Regions from separate parts of the Mus musculus genome. Here regions 2, 3, 4, 5, 6 and 7 are each linked to region 1. The links are chromatin loops, found by intact Hi-C in ENCODE. Cell type or tissue: heart. All regions are shown on one strand. Region 1 overlaps Cdh13 (cadherin 13). Region 2 overlaps Cdh13 (cadherin 13). Region 3 overlaps Cdh13 (cadherin 13). Region 4 overlaps Cdh13 (cadherin 13). Region 5 overlaps Cdh13 (cadherin 13). Region 6 overlaps Cdh13 (cadherin 13). Region 7 overlaps Cdh13 (cadherin 13).

Evidence for each region. Hi-C counts contacts between places; a loop is a spot of excess contacts. Peaks named below come from ENCODE experiments on the same cell type or tissue, not always from the same donor. Only the 100,000 strongest peaks of a DNase experiment are listed, where the experiment ranks them.
Region 2: a loop joins it to region 1, with 2.4 times the contacts of the local background. A loop is called at or near these places in 2 of 42 quality-filtered maps.
Region 3: a loop joins it to region 1, with 2.5 times the contacts of the local background. A loop is called at or near these places in 3 of 42 quality-filtered maps.
Region 4: it touches region 1 in a loop (4-fold over the local background); 7 of 42 quality-filtered maps call a loop at or near these places.
Region 5: a loop joins it to region 1, with 3.0 times the contacts of the local background. A loop is called at or near these places in 2 of 42 quality-filtered maps.
Region 6: it touches region 1 in a loop (4-fold over the local background); 8 of 42 quality-filtered maps call a loop at or near these places.
Region 7: it touches region 1 in a loop (4-fold over the local background); 7 of 42 quality-filtered maps call a loop at or near these places.

Annotation. Positions count from the first base shown.
Region 1 is chr8:118,851,085-118,855,084 of GRCm38, forward strand. It overlaps Cdh13 (cadherin 13), which reads left to right. Exons shown (of 14, transcript NM_019707.5): 5 at 635-787. Among named protein-coding and RNA genes, the nearest start is that of Gm31893, 200 kb to the right of the region's middle. In heart, no CTCF peak of the experiment used is centred here; DNase peaks (open chromatin) are centred at 1,997 and 3,797.
Region 2 is chr8:118,348,096-118,352,095 of GRCm38, forward strand. All of the region lies in intron 1 of Cdh13 (cadherin 13), which reads left to right. Among named protein-coding and RNA genes, the nearest start is that of Gm51555, 16 kb to the left of the region's middle. In heart, no CTCF peak of the experiment used is centred here; a DNase peak (open chromatin) is centred at 2,276; H3K27ac peaks cover 923 bases.
Region 3 is chr8:118,697,457-118,701,456 of GRCm38, forward strand. All of the region lies in intron 3 of Cdh13 (cadherin 13), which reads left to right. Among named protein-coding and RNA genes, the nearest start is that of Gm24035, 270 kb to the left of the region's middle. In heart, a CTCF peak has its summit at 2,432; no DNase peak of the experiment used is centred here.
Region 4 is chr8:118,431,816-118,435,815 of GRCm38, forward strand. All of the region lies in intron 1 of Cdh13 (cadherin 13), which reads left to right. Among named protein-coding and RNA genes, the nearest start is that of Gm24035, 7.2 kb to the left of the region's middle. In heart, no CTCF peak of the experiment used is centred here; DNase peaks (open chromatin) are centred at 426, 1,956 and 2,236.
Region 5 is chr8:118,507,421-118,511,420 of GRCm38, forward strand. All of the region lies in intron 2 of Cdh13 (cadherin 13), which reads left to right. Among named protein-coding and RNA genes, the nearest start is that of Gm24035, 83 kb to the left of the region's middle. In heart, no CTCF peak of the experiment used is centred here; a DNase peak (open chromatin) is centred at 2,181.
Region 6 is chr8:118,441,318-118,445,317 of GRCm38, forward strand. All of the region lies in intron 1 of Cdh13 (cadherin 13), which reads left to right. Among named protein-coding and RNA genes, the nearest start is that of Gm24035, 17 kb to the left of the region's middle. In heart, CTCF peaks have their summits at 2,248 and 3,434; DNase peaks (open chromatin) are centred at 2,224 and 3,484.
Region 7 is chr8:119,062,256-119,066,255 of GRCm38, forward strand. All of the region lies in intron 6 of Cdh13 (cadherin 13), which reads left to right. Among named protein-coding and RNA genes, the nearest start is that of Gm31893, 6.8 kb to the left of the region's middle. In heart, a CTCF peak has its summit at 2,490 (motif pointing left); no DNase peak of the experiment used is centred here; H3K27me3 peaks cover 661 bases.

The DNA.
Region 1 (4,000 bases):
CAACGTGGTTTAGAATCTCACTTTCATCTGTTTAAGAGCAGGGACCACAGCCACCTTGCAGACCACTGTGGTTCCATCCATTATATAAACAAACTCAGGATGATTAAAAAAAAAAAAGTCCCATTCCAAGCACCATTTAAAAGTATAAAGAGGTTCATGAGAGTCGCTCAGCAGAGCCTGGCACCCAGGGGAGCCATGAGGCGTGTGGTCACTAGCACTAGCAACAAAGTATAAACCTTGCTCAGTGCCTGCCCAGTGTGTGGCAGATAAACAACTCCTACACTTACCCTTGCTTGCAGAGAAAACCAAATCTCCTTCCTCCATTAGAAACAATGCAAGTTTCCTCATCACCCGCCCGCCTTGCTCCATTACCCAGGGCTTCCACTATTGCTAAGCTTCCTCAGCTGTAAGTTGTAACCATTTGCATGAACCAAGCTAAGCGATGATGATGCTATTTTGGGCAAGGTTGCTTTTGGCTAATCTTGGTTGATCAGGCAGCTTTGCGCTGGCACCTGACACTAGTGGTTTGGTCCCCAAGGGATGTGTGTGTGTGTGTGTATGTGTGGGGTGTCTATGGCGGGCTCTCTCCATGCCTTTCAGACCGTCTTAAATGTCACTCTGTCTCTCTGAACAGGTAGTCGATAGCGACAGACCCGAAGGGTCCAAGTTCCGGCTCACCGGGAAGGGAGTGGATCAAGACCCTAAAGGAACTTTCAGAATCAATGAGAACACAGGCAGTGTCTCCGTGACACGGACCCTGGACAGAGAAACGATCGCTACTTATCAAGTGAGTCCTGGGTGCCTGCTCACCCTGCGCATAGAGATATGGATTTCAGAGTGATTTCTTCCCACCGAGCCAATTATTTCTGTGCCTCATCAAACCCGAGAAAGTGTGGCTCCAGGTGCTTCTGGGAGAACAAAAGTGGAGCCTAACAGTGAGGGGCCCCCTAGCTCATCAGCAGAGCCACCGGGCCTGTGTCACTCTTTGGGTTCCAGAGACCAATGAGACAGATACCAGAGGCACCTCGGAGGAGGTCAAAACCCTGAGGCCAAGCCTGGCTTTCAGAGGCCTGTGTTCCGAGTCACCGTGATAAGTACAAACCCTCAGACAAGATAATCCTGCTTTTAGACATTTATCCTGATGAAATCTGGAAGAGTTAGTGCAGTTTTGTACAATGTGGGCCTTGGCCCTGAGGGTGGAGCATTGCTAAATAGTGAACTGCAGGAGGGGTGCTGGCATCAGGGTGTCAAGGAAGGCAGCTTCCTGCAGCATTTAAGATGCAGCAGACTGGAGTGGGAACTCAGTGGTCGAGAGCACTTGGTGCTCTTCCAAGGACTGACTTTGGTTGCCAAAACCCATATTGAGCAGCTCACACCCACCCATAAGTCCAACTCAAGGGGAGTCAGTGCCCTCTCTTGACCTCCACAGGCACTGTCTGCACACACACACACACACACACACACACACACACAGAGAGAGAGAGAGAGAGAGAGAGAGAGAGAGAGAAAGAACACAAATCTATAAAATAACTATGAAGAAATCTTGTGTGGAAACAGAGTAGTTACATGGGAATATTCAAGACAAGATACAAGAGACAGAAGACAAACACATATGGTGTCCTTGTTCTGAAGTGTTTGCATGCATTAGGACAGGTGTGCCTTCAGAGCCATGGTAAAAGAAAAAAAAATCAAGGAAATGTATAAAATTAAATACCCAGATGTGATTGAAAAAGTAAATACAGAAAAAGCCATGGATGCTGGGAATGCGAGTCTCCTTGGGAACTGCGGTATTCATGCCATCGCTATGGTTGCTCGTCGCAGGTACACAAACCACAAACCCTCTGTGAATGCACTCTGTGCCGGGGACTTGTTTTAAGCATGTAATTTGTTTCCTGTAATTCGATTCTGGGAACAGCTGATAAGTAAATTATATTACCGCCTTATTTCCTAATGAGGAAAAAGCATTTGACTTGTGAGCACGGACCGCTTGTCCGTTGCCAGCTGGGATTTCCATCTTGGCGGGCTGCTCCCCAAGTTTGTGCTATTCTGTTGGTGTCACATGCAAATGGTTCCATCGATTAAAATTATGTTAAAAAAAAAAGGAAGAGGAAGGAGGAAATTCAGAGTTGCTGGTTGTGTTTGAGGCTGTGGGCTCTGCATGTGGCTCTCTTGCCCTTTTTCTATGTGAATTTCAGTAAAGTCAGTAAAGTTCAGTAAAGTCAGACCATGGTCATGAGAGGCATCTGCTGTTGGCCACATGTTGTGTTGTGGGGTCCTTGTCTGCTAGCAGGTTCCATGTCCCAAAGCATTGTGGGTCTTGGTTCCAGGAAGATGGATACACCTCTGAGTTCTTTTAAGGGCTTTCGGAACCTTTTATGAACAGGAGAAAGTACCGATCAGTGTGTACCAAAGGTGAGCTGTTTGCACCAAGGGGAAGGCTGACTGTTGGAAAATTTTGATGCTAGACCCACAGGCTGTGACAATAACCAGGGAGGACTTGGCCTGTGTCTGTGAAAGGCCCCACCTTCTCTCCCCAAACCTGTCATGGGATATATGTGAGGTTGCAAAACCAAGGAACCGAGGTGGGGGTCTGGTGAGTTTAATCGTTTCTAAGCTCAGTGGCTAAGAGTTCAGGGATCAGAAGAAGACAAACTAAAAAATAGCAACCCTGTCACACACATCTCAGCAGCCATGTTTCTCCCTGAGCCGTGCGAGCCAGGGCAACCCTCTCTCATCTTGCTGTTATTTCTTCCACAAGGTACAGAGAATAGGAGGCGCCTCTCCATACAAGGTAAAACGGGGTTCTTTCTGTGAACACCTGGCACAATGCCCAGCATGTAGCAGACCCTCCTGAATCAGGGCCTCTCTCAAGCCGCATCGTTTTCCTGAAAGTTTTTAAGTTCTACCGTCTCCTAACATGTTTGACCTGGTGTCATACATCTGACAAACACAACGATGTCTAATGTAAACAAGAGCTGTGGTCGCACTGTCCTTCCGTGAAGTATCAAAGGGATTTGGGGGATAAGCAGGAGATATTAAATGAAGAGAATGAGGTCTACCAGGGAGTGCCTGTACCCTGGAAACTCAGGTTATGAGACCTGGGGAATGAGAGTCAGTGAGTTGTCTTTCAAGGTGCTGCCTGCACACATTAATGAGTAGGAAGTACCACGTTGATGTTTGTGGGATCCAGGATTAGTTTATAGGGTGTCATTCTGCTAGAAGCCTATGATATCCAGGTGAAGACTCTGGGTGCCACACACTCAGCCCACTTCAGTATGGGCTTCTACCTCAGGTGGCAGTGATCTTTATCTCCAGGTACAGTGACGAAGTCCGAGGAGGTGGGAGACTTTTGGGGACAGTCACAGCAGCCTTCAGGGCTCAGGTTATCAGGCAGAATTAGGTCACCCATGACCAGTGGTTTAATCGTTTCAGAAACTCCAGCTGAAGGCTTCTCCCAGAACTTCTGGGTTATATTGTAGCCATGTGGTGTGTTGTAGGGTCTCCAGCCATATGCAGGTCCCGTGCCGCCGAGCATCATGGGGTGTGGTCCCAGGAGGACAAGGATGGATGAATGGCAAAGTTGTTCCCTTTCATTCTAAGAAAGGGGTCTTTGCTCCGCACCGCCATGGCAGCCTGGGTTCTCCTGCTTTGTCTCCCAATGTCTCAGCCCTTCCCTTCCGTTTCCTTGTCTCCCGGAGGAGGAGCAGGTGACTCCTGTCAGGCTATCCTTAGACACAAGGATGGTGTATATCCTGTCCGTTTCAAACTCTCTTGGGAAATGACTTCCTGTCTGGAAGATGGGGGCCAGGTTCATTCTGGTTGTAACAGTCATCGTGCCTGGGAACAGAGTGGCTTCTAAGCACACATCCTAAGTCTCAACATCCCCTGGGCTTTCGCTTCTATTCTCCCAAGCTTCAAAAGCAGAGAGAGTATGTAGGTGTGTGTGTTGACATCATAATTGCGCTAATATAGCTGTTGTTTGTTTTGGAGTCAAATAACA
Region 2 (4,000 bases), 500 kb before region 1:
AGGAGAGCAAAGGGCTTTGCGGGGGACTTAAGATGGATCTGCAAACCTTTTCCTGAAAAGGGACAGATAGTAAATGTACCAGGCTTTGCAGACCCCATGCCTACCCTAGCCTACCTTCTTCTTCCTTGTCTCTATTTTTTCTCCCCTTCTTACTATACATTGCGCTGTCTTTAACAATCCCTTATAAACATCCTTTGTTTGCAGGCTATACAAAACTGGGATGGCTCTGAGTCATAGGTTGTCAGTTGATGGCTTGAAAGGAAAATGTTTGCACTCCAAATAATGTCCCGTTGACAATAGGACACCTGCCACTTGCCATTTGGTTTGCTCCACTCCATAGCCTGGTTGCTGAAGGGCAGAGGGAACTGACAACCATTGTTCCACCTTCAAAGAGGTGAAGTGTTTGGATGAACCTGGGTCCAGCCTGGGAGGGTATAGATGCTCACCCATGCCGTTCCTGCCAGCTCTCTGTCTCCCTTGCCCCTGGGGTTGAGCTTCCCTGAGGACTAGTGGAATGAAGAAGAAGCATTCAAACACAGTTGGTGAGGCGACACATTATGCTAATTCTGGCTCAACCTGGGTTGATTGGAGGCTAATTTCAAGAGCATCCAAAGCAAGGCAGACAGCAAAATAGTGCTTCCTCAAGCCCCATCCCAGGTTCCCCTGCCTCAGCATGGCTGCCCTTTCTGTGGGCCTTACAGCAACCCTCACAGTAACCTTTTCTATAAAGACCTTTTTAGACGCCGTGTTTAACGTAAGTCTAACTGGGATCACACTTATCTCTAAACATGACACACCCTTGGACTTAAGTCCACAAGCACAGCCTTCGTCACCGTTCTTCTCCTGGAGTCAGACAATGCACTTGAGCAACTGAGACAAGATATTGAGATGGTCACCTGTCTGTGTCAAATGTCACTCAGCTGTCAGGAGGAGACCATCTAATCTGAGGTGGTTCATATAGCCTCACAAGAGTGATGCTAGCAGGAGCCTCAGGAGTCCTGTGAAAAGAGATTTATTTAAAATGACTCCACCCGTTAGCTGACCCCACATGCCTATGCTTCCAGGGAGTTTTGTTGATCTACTCTCAAGCTAAGACTGGCTTGTGGAACAGTTGGCTTACTGTAGAAATTTGTCTCAGGGCAGTCTTTCCTAGGCTGACGTGCAGAGTAGCTTATGCACATTAGTTATGGCTTGTTATGGGTAGTAACAAACGGGCGTGGCATTATGAGTTCAAAGGGAAATACAACTGAATAAACTGGGAGCAGTGAGGTTAAAAAAGAGGAGATAAATTGTGTACTGAAGAAATAGTGCACAGGTGTGTGTGTATGTGTGTATGTGTATGTGTATGTGTGTGTGTGTGTATGTGTGTGGGTGTGTGTATGTGCATGTGTGTGTGTGTGTGTGTGTGTATGTGTATGTGTGTGTGTGTGTATGTACATGTGCGTGTGTGTGTGTGTGTGTATGTGTGTGCATGCGTGTGTTCACACACGTGTGCTTCTGTGGAGGCCGGTCAGCTTCTGATATTGTTCTATCCACTTGGTTCTTTGGAGCCAGGATCTTTCATTGGCCTGGAATTTACCAAATAGGTGTGGCAGGCTGGGCAGTGAGCCCCAGGGATCTACCTGTTTCTGCCTCCTCGGTACCAAGACGGTAAGATTGACATTACAGCTGAATTTTCATCGGGTGGGTTCTGGGGATCAAACTCAGGTCTTTGTGCTTAGCCAGCAAGCACCTCACCACCCAACCCATCTCCCCAGCCCTCACTGGAGTGTGCCACACTTTCTCAATCATTGGGACCCGGAACTTCTTCCGTGCACAGAGCGAGCCATAAGATAGAACTCTGAAAAACAAGCTGAGAGTCAGGGCCACATGAGGACTGCCCTTCATATGTGATGTCAGAGAATCCTGGCTGCCCTTTCCCTGGGGACTAATGGTCTGGAATGTGGGCCATATCTAATCCTCTCAAAGGCTCAGAGACCGCAAGTCCTGCCCTAGGAGTGGTTCTTCACCTTGTTTTGAGTCTTCTCTTTGTCCTGCAAGATCTCCTGCAGGGCAGCTGCTGACAGCATTTAATTGCCTTCAGTTATGACGTCCCAATGTCCAAGCCCCGCTGCCTCCCAACCCCACAAATAGTGACCATCCATATCGATTCAATTTGTAACGCTATTCTAGTGTTCAAGACGTCCATATAAGGCTGTGTACAAGCAAATGCTGCCCCTCCCTAGTCCCGGGCATCTCCATCCTGTAGCTTCGTGGGCAGCCTCAGCCCTGTGTGGCCCAGCAGAGACTCATTGTCTCTGAGTCATTGCCTCTTCCTGTTTGTTTTCCCCTCTCCTCCCAGCTAATGGCATTACCAGCCCCATTCAACCTCCAAAGTTAGAAAATCTGAGTACTTTTTTATTTCTTCCTTTTCCTTGATAACCTGTGAGCTGATAAATCCTCCTGACCCTATGTCTGAAGTACATGGCAACCACATCTCTCTTTCACTCGTGTGAACATTGCCCTAGTTCAAAGGTCTTTCTGTTGTTCTTGTTGTGGAGGTGGTGGTGATGGTGGTGGTGGTGGTGGTGTGTGTGGAGGTGGGGGCAGATAGAAGACAATCACAGGATGCTATCTACTATTTGTTGCTTGTTTTTGTTTTTGTTTTGAGACGGTCTCTCTCACTGACTTCACTGCCTGAGTCTCAGTTCAGGTAGACTGGTTGACCAGCAAGCCCTGGCAATGTGCCCATATCTACCTCCCTAGCACTAATGTTATAAGCACCATTCCACTATACCCAGCTGTCTTAAGGGGGTTCTGTGTATTACTCACAGAATCTTAGACTTGCACAACAAGCCCTTAACTGAGTCCCCTCAGGGCCTGGCTCCTCTTTGTTGTAGATGAACTATATAGTCTCTTTGCTCTGATTTCTTTCCTCATCTTATAACTCCTGCTATGGCTTAAAAACTCTCATTTAGGGGAGAGCATGCTGGATGTGTCCTCTTTGATTGCATCCTTGGCTAAGACCTTTAGTATTTGTGATATATTTCTTTTCCCATATATATTTACTGAGTATATTTATTTTTCTTTGTTATTTTATTAAGACTTATTTATTTGTTAGGTATACAATTTTCTGCCTACATGTATGCCTGTGCATCAGGAGAGGACACCAGATCTCATTGCAGATGGTCATGAGTCACCATATGGTTGCTGGGGATTGATCTCAAGACCCCTGGAAAAACTACCAGTGTTCTTACCCTCCTCTTTAGCTTAGTATATGTCTAAGACCATCTCTTAGACCAAGTATATGCCTAAGAGTTCCTTCTTCATGGATCTTGCCAGTGTTTCACATGCATCATGGTTTAATCATGTAGTAGCATTTTAGTCTCATGCTTGTTTCTGTGACAAAATACAGCTCAGGGTGAGAAAGGGCATCCTTACTCAACTTATAATTCCAGGTCATATTGTGGAGAAGCCACAGTGTCAAGAACTCAGGAAAGTTAGAGACACTTTATCATCAAAGAGAAATAAATGTATGCTAGCCTGCCTGCTTGCTTGCTTGCTTGCTTTTTCCTTTCTTATAGAGTTTATGACCCTGCGACTAGGGAATAGTACTGCCCACACTGGGCTAGGTGTTCTCACGTCAATTAACTTAATACAATCCCTCACAGTCATGCCCACAGGCCAACTCAATGTGAATAATCTGTCATGGAAACTCTCTTCCCATATGGTTATGAATGGTGTCTGACCCATGATTAAAATTTAACCATCACAAAAACAAGTACAGAAAGAGAGGTGGATAACTCAGAATTGCCCTTGAGTTGCCCTGGTAAGGGAGTGTCGTTGTGAGTCCACTCTTGGTGAACCTGGAGTCTTACTGGCTCTGTTCTGAATGAGTGTGCGGTAACGATGTGGTGTCTGCCTTCTGTACTCCCCAGTAGGGAGGGAGTTCTTGCTTCCCAGCATGCTTAAGGTATCAAAATTCGAAGGAACTGGGTTAGCTATTTGCTCACTTTTATGT
Region 3 (4,000 bases), 150 kb before region 1:
GCTCACCATGAATATATTTTCAATGTAAACTAAAGGGGGACTAAAGGGTAACAATTTAAAGAAATTTGCTTGTGACATATTAATCAAAGGTAAGTTGGTATCCAGGCTATTCTGAGAGGAAATGAACTTCCAGGGAGAAATACTGCTTCAGAGAGAGAGAGAGACCACTGTAACAGAGCCAGGCAGCAGGCAGAGAGGGTGATCCTCAACTATGTTGCATCTATCAGTACATATCAAAACCAACAGAAAAGGTAGCGCTAATGGCAGAAATGGAAAAACCCAGGGTCACATCTGGAAATTCAGTTGTTTTGTTTGTTGCTTTTTTTCTTTCTTTCTTTTCTTTTTCTTTTTCTTTTTCTTTTTCTTTTTTTTTTTGTTTTTTTTTTGTTTGTTTGTTTGTTTTTTTGTTTTTTGAGACAGGGCACTGTATCCCAGACTGAACCTACCGGATCACTTTGGGTAGCTTCAGACTCATGGATAATTCTCCTGCCTCATCCTCCCTGGTGCTAAGACTATACATGCATAAGAGCTAAGAGCCCACCCCACTTATAGTTGCAGCTTTTAGCATCTTTCTGTGGGCTGATATAAAAAGCCACATAAATATGAGCAGAGGCCATGTAGAGTTCAGTGGCACATCCCAGTGCATGTGGTCCACTGAGATGCTACAAGATGTACATCCTCTTCAGGTAATCCTGGGATGGTTACAACTATACTGTCCTGATCTTAAAATCTGTCTAAACAGTTGAAAAGAAAAAAAAAGAATCCTGCAGAATATATTTTCTAAGAACTGTGCACATAAGCATATAATCCAGGTGCTAGCAACAGTGGGAGCCAAAGGTGCCTGCATGCATAAGAATCTAAGCAGTACACTTTGAAACATGCCATGGGTAAAAATAAAAATAAGAAATAATGGCAGAAATATTTTGAGCAGAATGTAACAAAAATGTGGCGCCATGCGAGAGGCTTGCCGGGTGAAGCTAAAGCAGGGAAAAGCCAGAGAGTAGCAGACTTAGCTCCAAAAGCAGATGGAGAGAGATAGTGAGAAGGGAAAGGGATAGTGAGAGTCAATCAGGGAGAAAAGAGACCCCAGCCAAACCGCAGCTCGGCTGTCTGAGAGATGCCTAATTCGCAAAGCCCCTGGGAAGGAGGACGGAGAGCAGGCAGTCGGAAATGAATGGGGTGTAAAAGGAAACTTGACTAGTTATAGAAAGTGCAAGGAGCCCCTGTGAGGCTATTCCTGAAAATCAATCTGAAAGTTGAAACTGACAAATCCTCTGAACGGTATAGAAACTCGGTGCACTGAAGAACAAAGAGAGACGTCTGTGTCTCCTGACCTCAAGCGCTTGTGAGCCAAGACCAAGCCAAAGCCAGGTGACTGCATGGAACATTCTCCCGAACTTTCAGAGCCACAACACCAGCTCTCACGCTTTCAGAAAGGAGTCTTTCGGCTCCCTTCCCAAAGCCAGTGTCACCTTGTCACAGTGGGGCTGACCTGAGCACATGTCGAAAAGCAATGCCATGCAAAAGAACCTCCAGGAAGATGAGTTAGACCAGTGAGCACGCAAGCCTGCGTTCCTCAAACGGCAGCAACCGAAAAAGAGGAACGGCAGGTTGCAGAGTGGGAAAGCCTAGGTCATGCACGTACCTGCCTGGGACCTTTGCCCACAGCAACAAACGACGCCTTTATGATTGAGGAAATGGCAGTCAACCAGTTTAAAAGTGGGGAGGGGACTTTAACAGCCCCTGTACAGAAAAGCACCTTGAAATGACTTCTGAGTGTTAAGACCTCCGACATTATTAATCCACAAGGAGATATATAGGAGGGAGACCAGAAGATAACACACACACACACACACACACACACACACACACACACACACACACACCAAAAGGACATCTGGAGAATGACGATACCTTGTGTCAGCTGTCACACTGCAAGGCTGAGTATCCTATGACTTAGCAACATAATCAGAGGTAAATCTAAAATAAATGTATGGCCACCTTCCCCAGGGGATACTAGAGTGCTCATAACAGTACTCATAGTAGCTTAAAGTAGCATCAAGAGATGGCTTGGTGATGCAACAAAACCTGTTATCATGCTCAAGAGCCAACACAGACCAGACTGAGGGTGAAAGAAGCCAACGAGAAAGAGGAAGCTTGCCCATGGCCAGTAGCAGGTCTCTGGCAGCCCGCATGGTGGGACCTTAGGGAGGATGATGACTGAGAAGGTCTGAGGGATGTTTCTGGAATGATGAGGATACAATGTATCCGCATTGCCATGGTGATGGCATAGATTTGATCTTAAAACAAGTTAGCAAACTGATGCTTAGAGTTTTCAACTTAATATAAGAGTGACCAGAGCGTGCCTTCATTAAAAATCTTGAGGTGAGTGACAGAAAACAACAGGAGCGCCTCCTTTTGGTGAATGAGCAAACCCAGGGCAGAGCTGAGACTGCAGTCTTCAGTGCTTAGCCTGGCACACAGAGCCTTCAGTGCCCGTCTGACCTCCCTTCCAGCCTGCTCTGCTTAAACCATCCTACGGCTTGCTCGAGCTAATTAGAGATACCCTTCGCACAGGCCACCTCTTGCTCTAGGATGGGCCAGTGAGGACAGATTCGAGGTTTGGTCACAGACACCTATGTGCATCTTATACGATAATGAGGAAGAAGAGCCTTTTTGTGACATTGCAATTGCTGTCTGGACATGTCCATTTGTAGTATGGGTGTGAAATGTCCCCCACAGGCTCATGTGTTGGAGCACTTTGTCCCCAGATGGTGGCGCTGTTTAAGCAGAAGGTAAAACCTTTAGAAGGTGGAGCCTGACTGGAGGAAGGGGCTCACTAAGTGTTAGAGCTTAAGCTTTGGTCTCACCCAAGTCTTTCTGTTTCCCACTGACCACAGTATGAGCAAGCCACTCAATTTCCTACTGCCACAGGGATGTCCTCTGCCATGTTGTCCCTCCCAAGATGGACCGTACCCCCTTCAACCAAAAACTACAATAAACCCTTCTTTCCCAAGTTCTTTCTTGTCAAGTACTTGGTGACAAGAAACATAATTAATATAATAACCCTAGAGTTGGAGACATTAAAACTGGTAGGAGACATGTCTTACAGATATCCCTTTTCTTTCTTTCTTTCTTTCTTTCTTTCTTTCTTTCTTTCTTTTCTTTTCTTTTTAACAAAGAGTGTCTTAAATTGTCATGGCTCACGGGCAATTTTATTTTTAAAAACAAGAAAACTTTCAGATCCATGAATTTTTTTTCTTAAAAATTCAAATCAGGCTTGATAATTTTAAGTTTAATGCTTTCTGGATTTTGAGGTAATGGCCAATTATAAAAGGAAATGCCAGAACTTTCTGAGAATTCTTTTTATTTGTTTTTCATCTTTGCTATGGACTATGGAAAAACTTGGGTTTTTCTCTCTTTTTCCTCCCATTAATTTATTTATTCACTTGACATCTAATTGAAGTCCCCTCCTCTCCTCTAGATGCTCCCTCACACAGCTCCCCCTTCTTTTCTCCTTGAGAAGTGTGAGGCCCCCTGGGTTGTTAAGTCACTGTAGGACTAGGCACATCCTCTCCCACTGAGGCCAGACGAGGCTGACCAGTTACGTGAATGGGGATCCACAGACAGGCAACAGAGTCAGGAATGGCCCCTGCTCCAGTTATTGGAGAACCAAGACCAATCTGCACATCTGATATATATGTGTGGGGAGGGCAGGCTGGCTTTTTCTTTATCAATCAGATAAAGGATTATTGTGGATTGGAGAGGAAGCTAGCTTGCTCAGTGGCAGAGTGCTGACCTCAGTCTCATTATGGGCTTGATCTCCAGTACGGTACAAAACAGACAAAACCCAGCAATGTTAAAGCAAAGAGGTTGGGGTACCAGAGCTCAATTCAAGTATGAGTAGTTCCCTCCATACCGCCAGCAAATTCTAGAACGATGTTTATTCTTCTCTGGCCGCTGTATCTCTTCCTCAACACGTGGCTATCTCCTGGTCCAT
Region 4 (4,000 bases), 420 kb before region 1:
TACCCCTAGGGTGAACCTCAGCCTACTTTCTGGCTGCCTGCTTCCTGTTGCGGTGTCTTCAGGGGGCCAGGAAGAACAAACTGTTGTTTAATCCCCTGCTCTTGGCTTTCAGCTCTGTACAGCTCTGTACAGCTCTGTACTGCGGTCTGCTCAAACTCCTTTCCCAGAAGCCTCTGGGTCTCTATTGGAGCCCAGCATCTGTTACTCGGGCAACACCTCCTCCCAACAAGAGCACAGACTTTGTAGCTTTCCCAGGTGCTGTAAGCCAGGCATTGCCAAAAATGCCAGCGACCCACAGGTCTCCTCCCTCCGCAGAGATTAAACAGATCGGAAACAAGGGCTTGTGGACAACAGGTGTGGCTCAGTGAGAGTAAATGTTCTCTTCTGATACTGCAGTTGGCATCCAAGTGCATTTCCTGCCTGTGGAGCCAGCTTCAGGAGCATGGGAGAATGCCTCCGAGCCAGGGCATGCTCTGTGCTCTCCCTTTAAGGCCAAAGGCATCATCAGCTCAAGGAGCAGGCGTCCTCTAGGGGCAGGGGTCCAGGTGGGGATAATGCCTGGATCTTGCAGCTCCAGTCTGCTGACTGGTTAGGCTCTGCGAGGGTGCTAAGGGGCTCCATCATCCCTCATTAACTTGGCTAGATGAACTTGGTAAGCGAAGCTAGCATCATGGAGTGAACCTGTCTTTCTCACATCTTGAAATCAAGAGCTCAGACCATGAGGGCACAGAGAGGCAACTGCAGGAAGTTCCCCAGTTCTAAGACCACTGAATAAAATTCCCAAGGACAAAGAGAAGAACTTTTACCTATTGAAAAGTTCTCTCTCTCTCTCTCACTCTCTTGCTCTCTCTCTCTAAAGGGATTTGCTTGCCTGGTGAGACTTTCTGACCTCCTCAATTGCTCCAGTCCACCTTCCCTCACAACCCAGAGACTCTTACATGCCTGCACTTGGTGCTGCTACACTCAACATACAGAAGAGGGAGGACTCTAAAAGACAATCACAGATACTTACAAAAGAACTCAAGCTCTCAGGATCTGTGGCTGCTTTCAGGAGTCCTATAGCTGTGGCATCTCTTTGTTACATGATCACACCTGCCCATGAGGGCTGTTGGGAAATGTAGTCCAGTCGTGTGCCCATCTTCTCCACCCCCACCCCCACCCCTACCCCAAACCCCACAAACTACAACACTGCTTTTAGAAAGCACTGGGGATCTCTTCCTCACACTATGTTCATAATTGCTCATTGAGACAGTGAAGGGAAGGAACAAATTGGTGATTGTTCCAAAAATAAATCTACCAATCTCTTTTGATATTATGTTATCAGAAACCCATAGGAACTGTTGGATTTGTGTGAGATATTAAGAGGCATGTTGGGAAGACACACCCCTTTCTCTGTCATTTCCAACACCTGATTTGAATACTAATACATCCGCTCTGGGAGGCCAATCCCAGCAATGAGAAGGCCTCCAGAGTTTCCGTAGCACAGCAGTCCTTCATATCCTACCCATGCAACAGCTCTGGGAAACGGAACATGCCCAGATGTTTGCTTCTAAAAATCATTCAGAAAGCCAGGCTGCTGGGGGTCTTAGGTCTTCGAATGACCCTTGCCACACTTCTGCGTGGGTACGTCTGTTTCACCCGGATGTCCCCAGATTGCATGTCACTTCTGTCCAGCCTTTCCTGTTTCCACTTGCTCTAGAGACAGTTAGGAGCTCCCAGGGTATCCTGTAGTCTCCACTGCTGGGGGGCTCCAACACTCAGCTTTCCAAGTGACTCAGGACAGCCTCCTCCTGCCTAGCCAGGACACAGAAATACCATGGAGGTGCATGTACCACAGATGCACATGGTCTCTGCCTGCTGCTGATGGCCTACTTAGTCGCTGTCCCTTGGTCACATGGCCACATCTGCCTGTGGGGGCTATTGGGAAATGTAGTCCAGTTGTGGGCCCAGGAAGGAAGGAGTAGTGATTTGGGCAACAGCTATTGGTGTTCCCTTCCTCCTGTAAACCCCCTGTTTATGGAGGACCTGTTGTGAACCTTTCATTGTCCTAGGACTAAGGATGCAGCTGTTATGAACACATCCATTGTCCTTCTTTCTACAGTTAGAGGCCAGGGGAGGAAAAGAAGCAGTGTTAATGGCTAGCTGTAGAATTAATTACAATTTCAGTGCTTCCTGCAGTGGAGACTACAGGATACCCTGGGAGCTCCTAACTGTCTCTAGAGCAAGTGGAAACAGGAAAGGCTTCTGGACAGAAGTGACATGCAATCTGGGGACATCCGGGTGAGACAGATGTACCCAGGCAGAAGTGTGGCAGGGGCCATTCGAAGACCTAAGACCAACAAATGGAAAATCCTTGGGAAGAAAAGTTTAAACCTTAGATCTCCATGCTGGTGTTAGACATACATGGCTGAGCCACGGAGTCTTGTAAAGAGGCAGGGGATGTGCCCTGGCTGAGACCGAAGCAGTGTCTATGGACTGAGACTGTGGCTGGGTAGCCAGGAACAGAAAAGGCAACCACTGACCGACCACTTCAGAATTAAACTGGACATCACATAGTGAGCCGTGCTTGGGAAAAGTCTCTACTTCATAAAGCCACTGTAAGGAGGCTACCTCAGACATCCAGGACAGAGATGGTGTGGTGGGGACTGACTGAGGGGCTGGCAAGTAACAATGGGAAAGTAGGAAGATGAGTGACTATCTTATTGAGGCGAGGCCAAAATGGCACCCAGGGATGCAGACTTGCAGCTGACTCATGGAGAGGGGAGGGGAGGGGAGGGAAGAGCAGGGGTTGGGGAGAGAACACGCTTGGACAGCACAGGCTCTTCTGTTTCCTCTGTGGGCCTGGTCCCTTCTTGACTTCAAGCCTGTTTAATAAAAACTGGCTCTTTAAGAAAGACAAAGGTTCCATGGAAGTCAGCTCCCCTTTCAGCCCGCACTGCCATGAACCCTCATCACTATGCACGAGGCAGCTGTACACCTGATGTCCACAGCAGGCAGTTCTAGCAGTGGGGGGAGGCACAAGATAAATCACTCATAGCAAATTACTAATTAATCACACTCTTCACTTCAATGACATATACCATCTTGCTTAAGATGTGTCTGCTTATAATCTTGCATTCTATTCTACCAATTCAAAAGCCAGGAAAACCTGCCATAGATTCCCAATGGAGGGCAAATCTTCCTTCTTTTCCTTTGAGAGCTAAGAACTCAAGGGCTATTATTCTAGTAGCTGGAGAGAAATGACGGAAAGAGGGGGTGATGTTGTGTTTAATCAAGTCTCTCTGTGTAGCCCAGGCTATCCTTAAATCAAGCCCCTGACTACAATTGCAAGTGTGCAGTAGTACCCCATCCAGCTGTTGGTCTGTTGGTATTGTCTTTTAATCTCAAAAAACATTGTAGGCAGCTTACAATATGTAGAACAAGGCATTCCTCATGGAGAAGATACAAAAATCACTTTTGAGAATGCCTTTGCCTGGGCATGCTCGTAACACCTCTTTGCGTCTCCAAATCAGGATGCCATCATCTTAAGGGGCGGTAGACAAGAGTCATAAAACACTCAGCTGCCCAATCTGTCACTGGTTAGTAAATCAGCAGGGCAGAGCCCACGTGAGGAGTCACGATTTCTAGTGGTCCCTGATGATGCTTATTTAGAATGAATAGGTCTATAAGATAAAATACAAATGCTTATTTAAAAAAAGAGTGCCTTTGTCTCACATGACAAAATGGGCCCCATCGTCTGGCTGCCAAGGCTGTGCTGTGTTTCGGCTGATCTCTGTCTGGGCAAGTTGAATGCCCGTGTAGAGTCCTTCCAGAAACAGAGTCTGTGCTTTTTACAATGAGTGGGTTCTGCTTCTTCATTTTGTCTGCGTATACAGGCAGACGTGTCCAATCTATTGGCACATATCGCGGCGTCAAAACAAAATAAAATGAAACTCGGAATGGATGAAGCGGCAGAACAGTATATGTTCTGGAGTCTGAACGCACATCCCATTTACCACAT
Region 5 (4,000 bases), 340 kb before region 1:
TTGCTTCTATAATCTTCATGACACCAAACAGCTTTCAATTCAGCACCAAGAAGCTGGGAACAATCATAGTTTAGGGGGTCTTTTTAATTTAAACTGCAGCATACTGTACATTCCAATATCAGAGGGGCGTGTGTGCATGCTCTGTCTTAATCCCCCAAGTAATTAACTTGGTTATGGCCCTTGAGCCTGTGTAAGCTGCTAAATGCTAAATGAGACTAGGCTTGCTACCTATGACAACACACACAGGGAAATCCAGCCTTACGGGAATCAGTCACAACTTAAAATTTGATGTTTGTGTGTGAGATGTTGGGTCAGCAAAATCTGATTAGCCTTTGAGGTGAGACTGCTTGTCCACATCTGTCACTAAGGCAGAACACAAGGAGCAGGGTCAGTTAGGTACTTGTAACTTCCTCTCAAGGAAACAACGAATAGAGTTTGTTCTGAGTATAGTCTGTGGTTGAGGTTAACTGTGTCTAGGTGGGCAAGAAAGTCTGTAGACACTGGAGAATGCCTGTTTTAAACTGTTTAAGAAAATCGGAGTCTCCAAGAGAGACCACGGCCGGTTTATTTCACCCAAAGAGGGATGTCAAAGCTGAGAATATTAAATGGAAATACCCTTTTAATATTTTACCAATGTTTCCCCAATCACTTCTACTCTCTCTTCTTACTCTTTATAAGTTCTTTTCTGTACAATTTCAAAGTTTTATTTTTAATTAATTGTGCCTGTTTGTCCGTATGGAGCTATGCACACCTGAGTGCAGGTGCCCTCTCAGGACAGAAAAGGGTATCACATCCATTGGAGCAGCAATTCTTGACCTTCCTAAGGCTGTGACCTTCACTACAGTTCCTCATGGGTGGTGACTCCCACCATAAAGTTATTTTTGTTACTACTTCATAATTTTAACTTTGCTACTGGGTTGTTGTTGTTGTTGTTTTGTTTGTTTGTTTTGTTTTGGAGACAGGGTTTCTCTGTATAGCCCTGGCTGTCCTGGAACTCACTCTATAGACCACGCTGGCCTCAAACTCAGAAATCTGCCTGCCTCTGCCTCCCAAGTGCTGGGATTAAAGGCATGCGCCACCACCACCCAGCCTAACTTTGCTACTGTTATGAACCATAATGTTCTTTTTCTTTTGAGGTTCTTAGGCAATTTCGGTGAAAGGGTCGTTTGACTCCTGAAGGGGTGGCAACCCACAGGTTGAGAACCACTACAAAGGGAAGCTACAGGCATTTGTGAGCTACAGGCATTTGTGGTATGGGTGCTTGGAAACAAACTTGAGTCTTGGGGAAACATCATGTTCTCTTAACCCCCAAACCTTCTCTCTGTGCCTTGTATGCATCTCAGAAGATTCAACACAAACCCCTTTTGTCTCTGAAAAAGTGTGAAGAGCCAATGGTGAGAGGTGAGAGGTGTGTGTGCTGGCAGAAACTAATTCCTGGATCATAAATGGAAAGTAAAAGTTGATCAGAGCCAGAAAGTTAGGGGAAAAAAAAAAAAACAACTTTGGATCCATGAATTTACATTTTAAAGATAAATGAAAGTGTTTGCTGTGCAGAAATATGTTGTGGATGGCCTTGGTGCTGTTGTATTTTGATGTTAATTCTGCTTCTCCAGGAAGGGTTGTCTGGAAGGAGAAATGAGTCACAGACTCATGTGACTCCTTGTGAACCTCCCCCTAATAAATAAAGAAATCAATCACTGGGCAACTAGGTGGGACTTCCAGGTTGGAAGGAGGATAAGGGGAAGCAGGAGAGAGTTCGGGGTTTTTTGGATGGGGATAGTGTAAGGACAAGATGTAGCTGCTGGTGTCTCCCAGTTTCAATGGTGGGCCCACCAGGATTTGCCACCAGAAGATTTAGATTTTATATGGCTTACAAGATTAGGATTCTAGTTGTTGTGTCCAGCAATTGAGTTACCATTCTTTCTGAACTAAGTCGGTGTGGCATTTTCCTTCATGTGGTGTTTCGACTGGGTTCAAGAGAGAAAGGTATGGCGGCTAAGCATGGTTTTACGAGATGTGCACCACAAAGGCCATGGGGGATTTGAAGCATGGGGCTGGTGTGGTAGTGACTGGCCAGTGGGAACTTAGTGCCCTGGGTGGAGAGATTTTGGAGCTCTGAGTCAGAGACTCTCCATGAGATAAGAACAGGCTGGCCATTGCCACCAGTGCAGCGCACCAGTGCAGAGAGTAGCTGGGTGTAGCGTGGGAAACTTGCCATTCCTTTTTATTATTTCCCGCAACAGAAATAGAAGCTGACGCTGTATGGGTGCCAGAGGTTATGAAAGAGTAGGTGAGTGATAGGGTCCTGGGCCTGCCTGTTTATGATATGTACAGTTTATATGTTTACTGTATTTGTAATAGTTAGGAAATCTGGTTATAGGACCAGCATGATTACTCAGGGGGTGGAGCATCACTGCCAAGCCTAAGGGCCTGGGGTCCATCCCTGAGATCCATGTAGGGGAAGGAAAGATCTGCCTCCTCTGGCTTTCACAGGTGCCATGGTGTACACACACACACACACACACACACACACACACACATACACACAGAGAGAGAGACAGAGACAGACAGAGACAGAGAGAGAGAGAGAGACAGAGAGAGACAGAGACAGAGACAGAGAGAGACAGAGACAGAGAGACAGAAAGGATATTTTTTTAAAAACAATTTTAAAAAGTTTGGTTATAAGTCCTTGTGAGTTTTTACATTCCAAAGGCAGAGTACAGCACAATCCATTCATCGATCGCATGCCGTAGGATTTTATGAAGTTGTCTGGAAGTGTTGTCCCTTTACTCGGTGGGGAAGCTCATCTGCTTGTCCCCTGGGCTTGTGTTCAACCCCTTTCTCTCGGCTGTCTCGGGTTCTGGGAGCGTTTATTCCTGCTTTCTTGGTTCTGACAGCACCGTTTCCTTTTATCCCTTTTTTAATCTTCTTCCTCACTTCCCAGTGAATTGCCTTTTTCCACTTTAACTGTTACTAATGGTCACCCTGCTCCTTTTATTTCCCTAATATTTTATTCACTGTTCACTCCAATACAAGCTCCCTTCAGTTGTTCGGAAGCCTTTTATTTCCTTCACATCCAAATAACTCTTTTTATTCTACTCTCCTTACTGCTAACTAGACCTGCTTTCTTCTTTAAAGGGCCATTTTCCAACAAGCTGCTGGGATCAAAACACGGCACCGCACTCTCTCTTGTCATGTACCCAGCAGAGCTCCTTCTCCGAGTCTTTTTGAGTGCCATGCAAAGCCCCCAACTCATCATGATTCGGCCAAAACATTTTTTGCTTTCATCTCAGACTTGAAAGAGGGGCTATTCCCAGCATCCAATGAGAAGTACAAGGAAAGGGGAAATACAGTTAGGAAGCAGCTCACCTGGGTGGCTGCCTGCATACCTCACCAGGATGGGAACACCAAGTTACCAAGTGTAACATCCTGCCTTGTTCACAAGCAGCTTAGACAGACCTTCTGGATATCCCAGGGATCTATGGTCATTGAGTTCCCTAGGGGAAACCATGTTTGTGATTCCCCCAACCTCTGCCCAGCATCCAGAATGGACATGCTATTGGTCACCCAACCACTACAAGTACTGTATTCTTCAGATTTCCATCTTCATTGCTTATATCTCCTAATGCATACACACACAAACCAAACACAAAAATGAACAAGGAGTGATTCCCACACCAAAGCATACCTATAATACAATGTGTAGTCACACTGCATCCCCGGCAGAAAAGGCTATGCTAAGGCTGAGGCACTGAGCAACCCCGTGACCTCACACAGTGAATTTTTATTTCTAACTCTATCTCATAGATACAGGTCAGGGTGCTTATCTAGGTGACTCTCCTTCCAACCTTAGATAGCAAGACTGGAGGTCAAGAAAGAGGGTGTGGAGGGCCAAAAAGGGGGAGTGGGTGGGCAGGGGAGTGGGGGTGGGTGGATATGGGGGACTTTTGGTATAGCATTGGAAATGTAAATGAGTTAAATACCTAATAAAAAATGGAAA
Region 6 (4,000 bases), 410 kb before region 1:
CCAAGAGCAACATGGGGGAACTTTCCATCAACTTGTGAGAAGGCAGGGTGTGAAGACACTCACTGTGCACTATGAGGAGGAGTCAAGAGGCAATAATAAGAAGGGGGGAAATTATGGGCCAAGAGCCAAGAAGATACTTTGTGTAGAAAAGGAAGGGGAAAAAAAAAACTGTTCCACCCCTCCTGTCCAAATGAAAAAGAATTTAATTGAGTGTTCTTTATTTAGGTGAAAAAAATACCCTGCTGAGTTCCCAGTGTTTCATTATCCAATTGAGCTTGGTACCTCAAGTAGCAAAGGCCATTCTCCCAAATGAGTATTCTTATTTCCGTGTCAGTCTGCCCATGTTCAGTGAACCCCTGCTAGGCCACATCATTTAAAAGTCAGACCCCTGGAAAAATATTCAGACCCAATATAGTAACCGAGCAAGCACTGATATCTCTCATTCCATTCCGCTCAGCTTCTTCCCTCCTGTCTACTGAGATGCTCAGAATCAACAAGGCTGTTCCCCAGACCCTTTCCCAAGGCGTTGAAAGGCCTGTGAGGAACTATAGAAGACTCGGAGGCATCTCAGGGTAACTGTTTAGGCTGGAAGATGGGCCCCTCAGTTTAGTTTCCCCTTGAGTCAAGAATGAAAGGGACAGCCCGAGGCAGCAGCGAGTGCCCTTAAGTCGGAGCATTTGCTGGATTGGGTGGCCAGGCTTTGCTGGGTGGCAGTACGACTACCTCCTTGCTAGAAGCCCCTTAGATTACCCAGACAGGAAAAGGGAGATAAGTGTAACAAAAAAATGCTTCCTACCATTCACCAGCATTGTGAAGACGGAAACAAACAAACAGCTGCACTTGTGTTCTAGAAAATACTTTCTTCTTTTCTATTCCTTTTCCTTTCCCCTGGGGCATCTAGGAATGAAGATCCTTTCAAATTCTCCCCCTCACCCCCAGAGGCAAGCTCTTCAGGAAACTGGTGAACCATTGAGTTGCTTCTAGGTCTGGTCCAAGCCACGTGCAACACATTTGGTTCATTCAGAAAATACTCTTGCAAGTTGTATTGTCTCGGGGGCTTAATTTCTCTTTGACTGAGTGGAACAGTGCTGTTGTGACATCTTTGCAAACAACTTGTAAATTCGAAGCCTGTTCGGCGCCATGTCTCAGAACTCCAAAGCAGTTATGGTATTTTATCTAAGCCGTAGAATAATTCAAACCAATTTTTCCTGACTCTAGTTTCTTCCAAGTTGATCGCTCTGCCTGCGTCTTTTCTCGTAGAGAGTGGAAACCCACTCCTCTCAGCCCGCATCGACACAAAAGCAATCTGTTTCCGAAAGATTTAGGACTTAAAAAATAATAGCTACAGAGTGCTCCATGCCGTCTCCTCTACAGTAGAGTTCTCATCCCATTCCACAGAGAAGCCAGGGATGGTCTCAGAGTACAGAAACTCAGCCCCTGTCTTTCCTTGGTGATCTGTTGGTGTCTGATTGCAATGTCCATTTGCCTGGCTCACACACTCTGTAGCCAGCTAAGACAGCAGCAGGCTGGGTCCTGTGGTTACCAAATCCAGGTCTAGGCACAGAATAATTTTTTTTATAAAACATTTCAATGTATTACTATTTACTTTGTGCATTTAGCATGTGTGTGTATGTGTGTGTGTGCATGCATAAATGTGTATATAAATGTATGTATGTATGTGTATGTATATATATGTATGTATGTGTGTGTATATATATGTGTGTGTATGTATATATATATATATTGCTCAAAAGACATATATAAAATATATATATATATATATATATATATATATATTGCTCAAAAGACAGTTTTCAGGAGTTGGTTCTTCTATCACATGTCTTAGGGTGGGATCCTAGTTCTCCAAGCTTTGTGACAGTGCCTTTACGTGTTGAGCCATTTCTCTGGGTCTAACAGTTTAAAAAACAAACAAACAAACAAACAAACAAACAAAAATGCTCTTGAGCTCTGGGATGCAGAATCTGAGAAAGATGCAAAAGGTTTTGCCCTCCTGGTGTTAACTCACAGTGGCTTTATCTGTCTGGTGTGCCATGTGTCCTTTTCCTGGTCCTCCCAGCCTCCCAGAGAAAGAGGTAAGCACACCCCACACCCCCCTTTTACAGTGGAAGCCCAGGTTCCAGGACGGAAGAGAGGCATACCCAGTGTAATTCAACTAATAGATGAATGCCCTCAATCATCTGAATGGAGAGAGAGGCAGGGTTCATCAGCACTGTAGTCTCTACTGCCCTCTGTGGCCCGGTGGAGGGAGTGTGTGGAATCTATTCCATTTCCTGGTCAACTCTCTTTGTTTTTGGTTTTGAGACAGGGTTTTGCTCTGTCGCCCAGGCTGGCCTCAAACTTCTAATGATCCTCCTGCCTCCCCCACTCCCTGCCAGGTGCTGAGATTGTAGGTCTATTCTACCATGCCCTGCTCTTGGCTGATCTCTTGATTTTAGGATGGGAACTCTTGAGTAACTGTGATGGTTTGTATATGCTTGGCCCAGGGAGTGGCACCATTAGGAGGTATGCCCTTGTTGGAATAGGTAAGGCCTTGTTGGAGTAGGTGTGGCCTTGTTGGAGTAGGTGTGGCCTTGTTGGAGTAGGTGTGGCCTTGTTGGAATAGGTGTGGCCTTGTTGGAATAGGTGTGGCCTTGTTGGAGTAGGTGTGGCCTTATTGGAATAGGTGTGGCCTTGTTGGAGTAGGTGTGTCACTGTGGGTATGGGCTTTAAGACCCTCAGCCTAGCTGCTGAGAAGTCAGTCTTCCACTAGCAGCCTTTAGGTGAAGATGGAAAACTATCAGCTCTGCCTGCACCATGTCTGCCTGGATGCTGCCATGCTCCCGCCTTGATGATAATGGACTGAACCTCTGAACCTCTAAGCCAGCTCCAGTGAAATGTCGTCCTTATAAGAGTTGCCTTGGTCATGGTGTCTGTTCACAGCAGTAAAACCCTCTTAGACAATAACCCATACATTTAGTAGTTCATGGAGCAACAGGATAGGTTTTCTGTTCCAGGCTGCATACTCTGGGAGCTATGCTCTCAGTGTGGGAGACTGATAAGCCATCTTCCGGTGGAAATGCACCTTTCCCCGGGTTGATCCTTCTTATGAATTTTCTTTCCATCCTTTGATCTTTAGGTCCACTTAGGATTCTTGGGCTGATACAAATTCTGAACTTGTGCTTTAGATGTTTGATAACGGGCTGTATTAGGACAGACTCTGCCTTTGCGGCTGAGAGGTCTCCTGGAGCTTCCCTGCTGAGACACGTATTTAGTCACCATTATATGAGGCTGGAGGGGATCCAGCAGCAGGCTGGGGAAAGGGGGAAAGCTGGGGTGTATGGCACCCTCTCCTTCCACGGGTAACAGAAGCATGCCAGGTTTCTGACATGGCTGTGTCTGCATGTGCTGGGGGCCATCTACCCCAAGAGGCTGAATGCGGATCTTTTTCTTTTCACCAGGACTGGGTGGCCACTGGGGACAGGACGTCATCAACCTTTCCTTACCCAGAACAAGGGTGTGGTGGATCTGATTCTTGACCACGTAGTTAGCATGAGTCATTGACCATTGTTTTAAATTTCGGTTTGAAAGCTGCACGAAGTACAGATGAGATAAACACCGACTTGTCTCTGGAATAACATGCTGTAGCTTTCCCCATGAGGTGAAAACAATGGAGGTGCCAGCTGTTGTTGGCTGAGATGTGCCACCCACTGCTCAATACCACAGTGGCTTGAGAGAGCCCAGGCCTTACATTCTCATCCATACAAAGCCCAGTGGGACAACGGTGGCTAAAGGACAATGGGAGCAAGGACAGATATGGCCACAGGACAAGCATTGCCATTGTGTGCCATGACACAAAGCTCTAGAGAGAACAGGCTCTGTTGTCACTGGGTCTTGATGCAGTTCAAGGGCAGATATTATTGATATGACACCTAACCCAAGATTTTGGGAAATTCTTGTCACACCACTTAGGCAGTGATCTGAATAGACCCGGCTGGGTCTA
Region 7 (4,000 bases), 210 kb after region 1:
TCCCATTCTGCCCCCAAAATATTATCTCCTGCTTTCATCTTCCATCACCTCTCCAACACACACACATATACACACCACACATGTTACACACACAGACACACAGACACAGCATACACATACACACTACACATGACACACATATACACACAGACACACATGCACATATACACATACATACATACATACATACACATAAACGCACACATATATACACAGACATACAGCACACATAAACAGACAAACATATACAGACACACACAGCACACATACACAGACAAACATACATACACAGACACATATACACATACACACACATACACACATGTACACACACATACTACACACACAACACTCAGACACATACTCACACACATACATACAGATATACACACATACACACAGAGAGACACATACACACCCTTAAATATACACACAACACACAGACAAATACACATACACACAGAGACACACACACACATATATACACACACACATATACACAGACACATACACACATATACACACATCCCACACACATGACACACAGACATATACACACACATACACACAGACACACAGACACATAAAACACATACACACAGACAGACACACACATGTATATACCCCCCCATACACACATGTACACACAGACACATCCACACTCATACACACATACACACACAGATACATCCACACACACAGACACACACACACATATGCACAAACACCACACCTTAAAATCTCACCTGTCCAGTCTCCCTCCTTGGTCTCCATCTCCTACTCAGGGACTCAATTCCCTTGCTGCTCTGACAGTAGGGAAGGGGTGATGTTCACATCTCCCCACAAATGATCTTCTTCTTCTTCTTCTTCTTCTTCTTCTTCTTCTTCTTCTTCTTCTTCTTCTTCTTCTTCTTCTTCTTCTTCCTCCTCCTCCTCCTCCTCCTCTTCCTCTTCCTCCTCCTCCTCTTCCTCTTCCTCTTCCTCTTCCCCTCCTCCTCCTCCTCCTCTTCCTCCTTCTTCCTAATGTATTTATTTTTTATGTACATGCATATGTGAGCATGGTGGAGGTATCTATGTGAATATGTAAATGGGGTGTATGCTCACAAGTGTGTGCCGTGCATGTGTCTGGGCAGGCCAGAGGAAGACTTTGGGTATGCTATGTTAGCACTCTCTGCTAACATATCCCTTGAGTTGGAGTCTCTTACTCATCCTGGAGCTGTGTTGTACCCAGTAAGCCCTAGTGATCCCCCTGCCTCTGCTGCACACACCTGGAACATTGTGTTCCTGATGCACATGCAGCCAAACCTAGCATTTTTAGTGTTTGCTGGGATCCCTACTTGGAGCCTCATGCTTGACAGCAAATGTTCCTGCCCATTGAGCCGTACCCCCAGTGCTTGCGCTCTCTCTCTCTCTCTCTCTCTCTCTCTCTCTCTCTCTCTCTCTCTCTCTCTCTCTCTCTCTCCCTCTCTCTCTCTCCCCACACCACACACACACTACAGACACACACACACTACAGACATACAGTGTGTTTTTGTTGATGATAAAGATAATCATGTTTCCCCCAGCCCTTCCTTTTATCATGAGAATTCAGAACAGGCTCTCCATCACTTAGCTAAGAAACACAGTTGGCTTTCTAGATCTCCTAGCTAAAGGTCCTAAGAAGCAGCTACAAGTTTTCATGAAGGAAGGAATATTTAGTGTTGACTTGAGAGCCTGTCTTCCCTGAAGTGTTAGCTGGAAAGGTGGGCAGTAGAGTGGAAGGGACTTGGGTCTGCAGAACAGCCAGACACCAAGCTTAGAGCCACCAGTCCCTGGGTATGCAGTGGTAACAGCCCCCAAAAGAGCACCTCTCTCCTTCTTGAAGTTTTGTGCTTCAAGCTTTGTGCTCAAAAACTTCCATGGAACAAAACATCTACCAGGGAGGTGTGACTTTCAGTTGCTTTTAAGGAAGCAAGTTTCCACCACTAGCCTTCATAGCCTCCAGCTTTGTAAACTGTCTTCAGGCATCCCTGGCCTTGGGCAGGGTAGGGAGTGGGGGTGGGGCAGAAAGTGGACACAGGCAGGTCACTAGATCTAGAAGATGGGAAGCCAAGCCCTGGAAGTGTGGAGAGAGGAACCATCTAACTCCGGAGCTGCTTTGTGCCTCTGTCCTCTTTGTCCTCCTCCTCCCCCCTCCCTTCCCACTTCCTCTTCCACCCCCCCCCCCCCCGTTCTCCTCCTCCTCCCCTCAGGAGTGGGAGTCAATGATAGAAGACCTTCCACTATCTAGCCAAACTCCGTGGACTCTAGTTGTCTCATATCCCGAAGAGTAACTGAATCAGAAATACGGTGATGATGTCATTAGGTCACGTGCCCTACCTGGAGTTAAACTAGGCTGCTTAAGCATTTAACAAAAGTGTGTCTTTGTGTATAATAAAAGGAGAGGATCTTGGTGGCCACCTTTAGATAGGCAAAACAATCTCCGTAGTGGTGCTTTACTGCCACCTGGTGGCCATATACCTGCATTGACGGGGTTTAGAAAGCCGGGAAAGGAATCTGTTCTACGACCCCCTCAAAACATCTAACAGTGTTTATGCCACAATATGCTTGATAATGGCGCCGGTGAGTTAATGTGTGCTGTGAACCACGGGAAAGCCTAATAATGCACAAGGCAAGGCCACTGGAGATGGTTGATCTGGGGAAGTGCTGAAGGGGTCATGCGTGCCAAGTCTTCTGTGCTTAGCTTGGAAAGAGTGGCTAGCTCCCTGTGAGCCTGGGCACAGTGGCCGCTGTTACTGTTGATAAGCCCCTCGTGGTTATTGCTACTTTTTTAGAATAACTAGGATTTTTGGAGGCAAGAAGGCAGGAATGAGTGGAAAAGATATCTTCCTCCGTAAGCTGCCCTGGGATACCAGCTCTGTGTTTCTGAGGAAGCTGGCTTTGGATGCTGGTTCTGTGTTCCTGAGGAACCTGGCCTTGGATGCTGGCTTCATGTTCCTGAGGAAGCTGGCCTGGACTACTGGCTCCATCTTTCTGAGGCAGGGGAGGCTCCAGGGAGCCTCTGAGGGAAGGACACAGGACAGAATCACTTAAGGTTATTGGTGGCCTTGGCAAGAACATGCGAAGACAGGATTCCTCGTGTGGAGAATGATGCATGGCAGGTGGGGTAGAGAAAAGACACAAAACACTCCTGGTTATGAACCTCCACAGCCCCGCAGCCCTGTGCTAGAGGGGACTGGGGTCTGTTTGTCAGACTTGACCACAGGAACAGAGACTGGCCAGTGGCATCCCTGTGAGCAGGTATCACTACTTACATGCCTCAAATAAAAACGATCATCTATAATGTGGTTTGCTCTTACAATACTCTAGAATGTTCTATAATAAGCCTTTCCAACTAAAATGTTTGTCCAATCCTTGGGGACAAAAATCCTAAATGCTTCCATGAGGCAAGAGCTGGTCCATAAAAGCACAGAGAGACCGATCAGCGAAATGCTTGCAGCACAAGCGTGATGACCCGAGTTGTCTCCAGCACTCACACAAGAGCTAGGAGTGGTGCTGTGTGCCTGTGAGCCCCACTCTGGGAAGGTGGGAACGTGGGGCTTCCTAGGGCATAACCTAGTTGGTGGGTTCCAGGCTCAGTGACAGATCTTGTCATTCACAAAGAAGTTAAAGAAGGGTGGAAGTGGCTAAGGAAGCCATTGCCAACTCCTGGCTCCCATATATCTGTCCACCACAAATACAAACACACACTTATGCACTCAACGTAAATGGTGGCGTAAAGGGAACAGTACAAATCCAGTGACATTTACCAAGAAGTCCAGTGCCACAGAAGCCACGCCCACTGGGCAAGAACATGTGGCTGGCAGGGCCCGGAACACATTTTGCCGCCGTCTGAGGCTGTTGCTCAGCTCTGACTGGAAGTGGGGGTGCTGTTGACTTCCAGGTAATATGCTTGGTCTGTCAATAGCTCACTGTATATCAAAGAGAAGTTCTCTCCTGTATTCGCCACACGCGTATCATC